Linked DNA regions of Homo sapiens: region 2 is linked to region 1. A link is a loop called in an ENCODE intact Hi-C map of the cell type or tissue named here. Cell type or tissue: psoas muscle. All regions are shown on one strand. Links, peaks and the distances in the headings refer to the core of each region. The heading gives the core; the rest is flanking DNA.

Region 1 (2,915 bases), core at 264-2,763:
TATAAACAAAGCATACTGTATGCTTAAAAATGTACATGAAGTCAAGCTAGGCGCAGTGGCTCACACTTGTAATCCCAGCACTTTGGGAGGCCGAGGTGGACAGATCACAAGGTCAGGAGTTTGAGACCTGCCTGGACAACATGGTGAAACCCCGTCTGTACTAAAAATACAAAAAATAGCTGGGTGTGGTGGCGTGCGCCTGTAATCTGAGCTACTTGGGAGGCTGAGGCAGAAGAATCTCTTGAACCCAGGAGGCAGAGGTTGCAGTGAGCCGAGATCATGACGCTGCACTCCGGCCAGGATGACAGAGCGAGAATCTGTCTCAAAAAAAAAAAAAAAAAAAGTACCTGAAGTCATTTTATATATTCTTCTGCAACCTTTCCTTCAATGTAATTGAGATTTGTATAGAGTTCATTTACAATAATGTAGTTAATACAGATTCCTAAACCAAAGGGTATGCTGTTAATAAAGGTTGCTACATGATACTCTAGAGAGTTCTGCCAATTTACAAGCTTAACCTCTTGATGACATTTCTGTGCATTTTATGGATAAAGGAGTAAGAAGCCCAAAAATAGCACTGATGAAATTGAAGTTATAATTGGGTACATTTAGAGATGGAAATGGGAATAATGTGTGAGTAAGCTGCTAATCAGACAGGTTTGTCTTCATGATGTTTCAGGATTTTATTTTACTTTTTAAAAAATAAACTGAGACCATCATATTTACCCATTTTAATAACACAACATAGGTAAGAAACCTAAATCGCACGGTAGGATTGCACAAATGACAATGACTCCTTGTAACTCTTTTTTAAAAGCCTAAAAGTGGTGATGCCAAATCTTCGAGTAAATCAAAGCGATCTCAGGGTCCTGTCCATATTACAGCAGGAAGTGAACCTGTCCCCATTGGAGAGGATGAGGATGATGATCTGGACCAGGAGACATTCAGCATAGTAAGTCTTGAAATCGGGGGGTGCCAGTGTCTGCAGCCGCGGTACTTGCTGTGGCTCTGCCTTTTATAGGTCCAGCCAGAGCTTCAGTTGAGCTAAGCAATAGTACATTACTTGGGAAACACATTGCTTACAGTATCGGAAGACCATGTGCTCTTCAGCAGGCTGGCAGGAAGAGATTTTCTTGTCTTTTATTGAGGGGAAGTTTAAGGAGTGGATTTCATGTCTTGTGCTCCTAGTTAAGAGAGGCTCTCAGGGCCCTTAGAGGCATTTGGGAAAGAGAAGTGTTCACTGAGCAAGTATTTATTGAATGTTTTCTGTGTTCCAGCCCCCAGAGTTACCATGTTGAATAGATAACCATTTCTATCATCGTAAACTGTACATTGGAGTAGGGGAGTTAGATAACTACACAAATCATGTTGGTGCCCCTGTGACAGGGCTCTGGAGGAGAGAGAGTGCATACTGTGGAGATCCTGTGAGAAGGGAATTTGACCTAGTCAGGGGTTGCCAGGAGGGCTTGTGTAAGGAAGTGATGTTTGAGTTGGGTTCTGAAGGAAGAATAAAAGGTAACAGGAGAAGAGGGGAGGGCAAGGCGATGGGGAGCGAGTGCATGGACCAGGTCTTGCACGGGATTGGATACAGGCCAGTGTGTCCTCAAGGTCCCTTTGCCCCTGGCTGGAGCTGCAGGTATAGATTTCACTGTGCCACCATCCCTTCCCCACCTCTCTGTGGTCTCTTCTCCCCATACTTCCACAAATCCATTAATCAAACGGCTCATTCAGGCTGAAAGAAAAAGCGGTTTTCTTTCAAATTTGAAAATACTTCCATCCTGTGGCAGCAAAGGACCCTGTTGACCCTGTCCTGTAACCTCTCTCTGACTTCTTTCTCTGAGTTCTCTAAAACCTATACACGTATGTATATAGATATTGTTTTCTTTGCACTTAACTCTGTTTTCTTAAGTCTCTTTTTTGCCTGTGAGCTCTCTGAGGACAAGTATTGTTTTATATAAAGGTCATTTAGATGCTAGAAGTATATCAATAAATGAGTAAATTGAATAAATGAATAAACTAATTACATAGCCAGCTAACCAATCTGTTTCCTAGTCTTTCTTTTCCGAGTGTTTATAAGAGAAAATGATATCTAATGTTCTATGGTACCATGATATTTAAAAAATGCTCTTACAAATGACTCATTTAATCTTGTTTTTATATTATGAAATCTTTAAAAGATGCAGAGAAATTTCAGGGATATAATAGTCATTGATAAATATACCATGAAGTTTTGTCAAATCTGAATTTTTTTAAGACTCAAAATATAAAGCTGAATCCCTTGGTGTTCCTCCCTCTCAACCTATGCTTTTTCTGTCTCTCTCTCTCTTTTTTTTTTTTTTTTTTTTGAGGCAGAGTCTTGCTCTGTTGCCCAGGCTGGATTGCAGTGGCTCAATCTCGGCTCAGTGCAGCCTCTGCCTCTCCGGTTCAAGCAGTTCTCCTGCCTCAGCCTCCTGAGTAGCTGGGATTACAGATGCGCACCACCACACCCGGCTAACTTTTGTATTTTTAGTAGATATGAGGTTTCACCATGTTGGTCAGGCTGGTCTAGAACTCCTGACCTCATGATCTGCCCACCTCAGCCTCCTAAAATGCTGGGATTACAGGCGTGAGCCACCGCACCCGGCCTTTTCTCTCTCTCTTACCTCCCAGACGTAACCATGATTCTGAATTCGATGTTTATACTTAACGTGTGGTTCTAGAGTTTTACTGCTTAAGTCTGTAAAGATGATAATAGCTCACATTAATAGCCAGTTACTGTTTATGTGCTTTATATATATTTTTTCCACAACACTCCTGTGAGGTACGTTAGTGTTTCCATTTTACATATTTAAAAATAAGGTGAAGAGAGTTAAGTGATTTGCCCTGTGTCACACAGCTAAGACATAGAACACAGTTTTGACCCAGGCAGTTCGGCA
Region 2 (2,915 bases), core at 217-2,716, 200 kb before region 1:
AAGATACATGTGATAACACTTAAGGCCCACCCTGATCATCCAAAATCATCTCCCCATCTCAAGATATTTTTTTTTTTTTGAGATGGAGTCTCGCTCTGTTTCCCAGGCTGGAGTGCAGTGGCGCAGTCTTGGCTCACTGCATCCTCCGCCTCCCGGGCTCAAGTGATTCTCCTGCCTCAGCCTCCTAAGTAGCTGGGACCACAGGCATGTGCCACCATGCCCGGCTAATTTTTGAATTTTTAGTAGAGGTGGGGTTTCACCATGTTGGCCAGGCTGGTCTTGAACTCCTGACTTCAAGTGATCCACCTGCCTCGGCCTCCCAAAGTGCTGGGATTACAGGCGTGAGCCATCGTGCCCGGCATCAAGATCCTTAAATTAAGCTGGGCGTAGTGAGCCGAGATCATGTCACTGCACTTCAGCCTGGGCTACAAAGCAAGACTCCATCTCAAAATAAAATAAAATAAAATAATTTTTTTTTTTTTGAGACGGAGTTTCGCTCTTGCTGCCCAGGCTGGAGTGCTATGGCACGATCCTGGCTCACCACAACCTCCGCCTCCTGGGTTCTAGTGATTCTCCTGCCTCAGCCTTCCAAGTAGCTGGGATTACAGGCATGAGCCACCACACCCGGCTAACTTTGTTGTATTTTTAGTAGAGACAAGGTTTCTCCATGCTGGTCAGGCTGGTCTCGAACTCCCAGCCTCAGGTGATCTGCCCACCTCGGCCTCTCAAAGTGCTGGGATTACAGGTGTGAGCCACCACACCCTAAAATAAAATTGTTTTAAAAGTAAGATCTTTAACTTACACACCTGCACATTTGCAAAGCCCTAGTTGTTGGGGTTTTGTTTTTTTGTTTTTTTTTTTCTTTGAGACAGAGTCTCACTGGGATTGCAGGTGTGAGCCACCTTGCCCTGCCTGTGTTTTGGTTTTTGTTGTTTTTGCCAGATAAAGTAACATTCAGTTTCCACATATTGGGATATCACTGGGAGACCATTATTCAGCCCACCACACACATCCCCAAATCTACCAGGTTAAATGGAGGTAGATTTTTAAGCTTCCCAAGTAGCTGGGACTACAGGCATGCACCACTATGTCTGGCTAATTATTTTTATTTTTTATACAGTTGGGGTCTTGCTACATTGCCCAGGCTGGTCTTGAACTTCTAGGCTCAAGCAAACCTCCTGCCTCTGCCTTCCAAAGTGCTGGGATTACCGGTATGAGTCACCACACTGAGCAAGGGAGAAGAATTTTAAGAGTCCCTATAATAACTCCACACCTCTCTAAAAACCGCACTGCTCGCCCCTCCCCACTCCCACAGGTTTTGGAGTTTCTGACTCCTGAAAGAGAATGAGTCACAGACAGTTCCCGTCAGAAAAGACTATGTCCCTCCCACCTCTCATTTAGTTCCCGTTTGTTTAGGATTCAAGTGTCTTGGGCAGTTAGATAGCTCCCCAGCCTACCCAGTTTCCCTCTTGCCTCCCCTCTACTACCCCCAGAAATGCTTGTGCAATATTGGACTGACTCACCCAGAAATAACTCATGACTCTCCTTTGTTTACAGTTTAAGAGACTAGGGTGTTGAAATATCTCAGCAAAGGCCACTGAGGGACTCTTCAGTCCAGGGACAATGAAACACTGGACAACCTGGGAGGAGTTAGGTACATTCTCTGGCCTTCTCTCAGAGGGGCTTTTGCTGTGTTGTAACAGGCAGTGGAGTGTTGGTAAATATTTAACAAGGCATCTCCAAGGGGAAAAGCCTTAATATGTAGTGTTTACCTATTCCTGTGGTGTAAATACCCCTGCTATGGCCAGTTTCAAGCTACCAACATGATGTCATTGAAACCAAAGTTGGAAAGAAAAGTGCATCATCATTCTGAGCAGCTGACTCCAACACGCCACTGTAGCTCCACTGACCTAAGGGAAAACTGTCAGTCTTCACTCCATAAGGATGTACAGGCCCAGGGGCTGGACAATGTAGCTCTTGGAAGATCACAATAGAGTCAGTTTCCTAATTTCAGGGACCAACTGTTACTGCTAAGAATAAATGGGAGGCCAGGTGCAGTGGCTCACACCTGTAATCCAAGCACTTTGGGAGGCCGAGGCAGGTAGATCACCTGAGGTCAGAGTTCGAGACCAGCCTGACCAACAGAGTGAAACCTCGTCTCTACTAAAAATACAAAAATTAGCCAGGCTTGGTGGCGTGCACCTGTAATCCCAGCTACTCAGGAGGCTGAGGCAGGAGAATCACTTGAACCCAGGAGGCAGAGGTTGCAGTGAGCCGAAATCACACCACTGCACTCCAGCATGGGCAACAGACCAAGACTCTGTCTCAAAAAAAAAAAAAAAAGAACAAATGTGTAAAATAGTCACAGATCTTTACAATCCCATCCAGCGATGAGGTTCTAGGTACAAAACAAACATTAACATCTTTCTCCTCTGGAATCGCTTGAACCAAGGAGACAGAGGTTGCAGTGAGCCAAGATCGTGCCACTGCACTCCAGCCTGGGAATCAGAGTAAGACTCCGCCTCAGGAAAAAAAGAAAAAGAAATCTTTTTCCTCTGAACTCTCATCAAACTTCTATTTCTACATCTCTTTTGATTTTTTTTATTTATCTAACAATGACTGTGCCAAGCAATATTCCAAATAAGGTATATACCGTGACACAATCCAACCTCACAACAAGCCTACAGGCAAGTACTTTATGTATTTATTTATTTGTTTACTTATATATTTGTTGACACTGGGTCTCACTCTGTTGCCGAGGCTGGAGTGCAATGGCACCATCTGGGCTCACTGAAGCCTCGACCTCCTGGGCTCAAGCGATCCTCCCACCTCAGCACCCCCAGAGTAGCTGGGATTACAGGCACACGCTACCACACCCAGCTAATTTTTGTAATTTTAGTAGAGAGGGCATTTCA

Evidence for each region. Hi-C counts contacts between places; a loop is a spot of excess contacts. Peaks named below come from ENCODE experiments on the same cell type or tissue, not always from the same donor. Only the 100,000 strongest peaks of a DNase experiment are listed, where the experiment ranks them.
Region 2: it touches region 1 in a loop (4-fold over the local background); 28 of 110 quality-filtered maps call a loop at or near these places.

The regions. Positions count from the first base shown.
Region 1 is chr15:93,003,800-93,006,714 of GRCh38, forward strand. CHD2 (chromodomain helicase DNA binding protein 2) reads left to right here. Exons shown (of 39, transcript NM_001271.4): 34 at 818-952. Among named protein-coding and RNA genes, the nearest start is that of RGMA, 84 kb to the right of the region's middle. In psoas muscle, for the core only: no CTCF peak of the experiment used is centred there; a DNase peak (open chromatin) is centred at 1,573; H3K27ac peaks cover 2,350 bases.
Region 2 is chr15:92,802,609-92,805,523 of GRCh38, forward strand. No RefSeq gene overlaps it. Among named protein-coding and RNA genes, the nearest start is that of CHASERR, 79 kb to the right of the region's middle. RefSeq lists an enhancer at 1,834-1,883. In psoas muscle, for the core only: no CTCF peak of the experiment used is centred there; a DNase peak (open chromatin) is centred at 1,293; H3K27ac peaks cover 2,500 bases.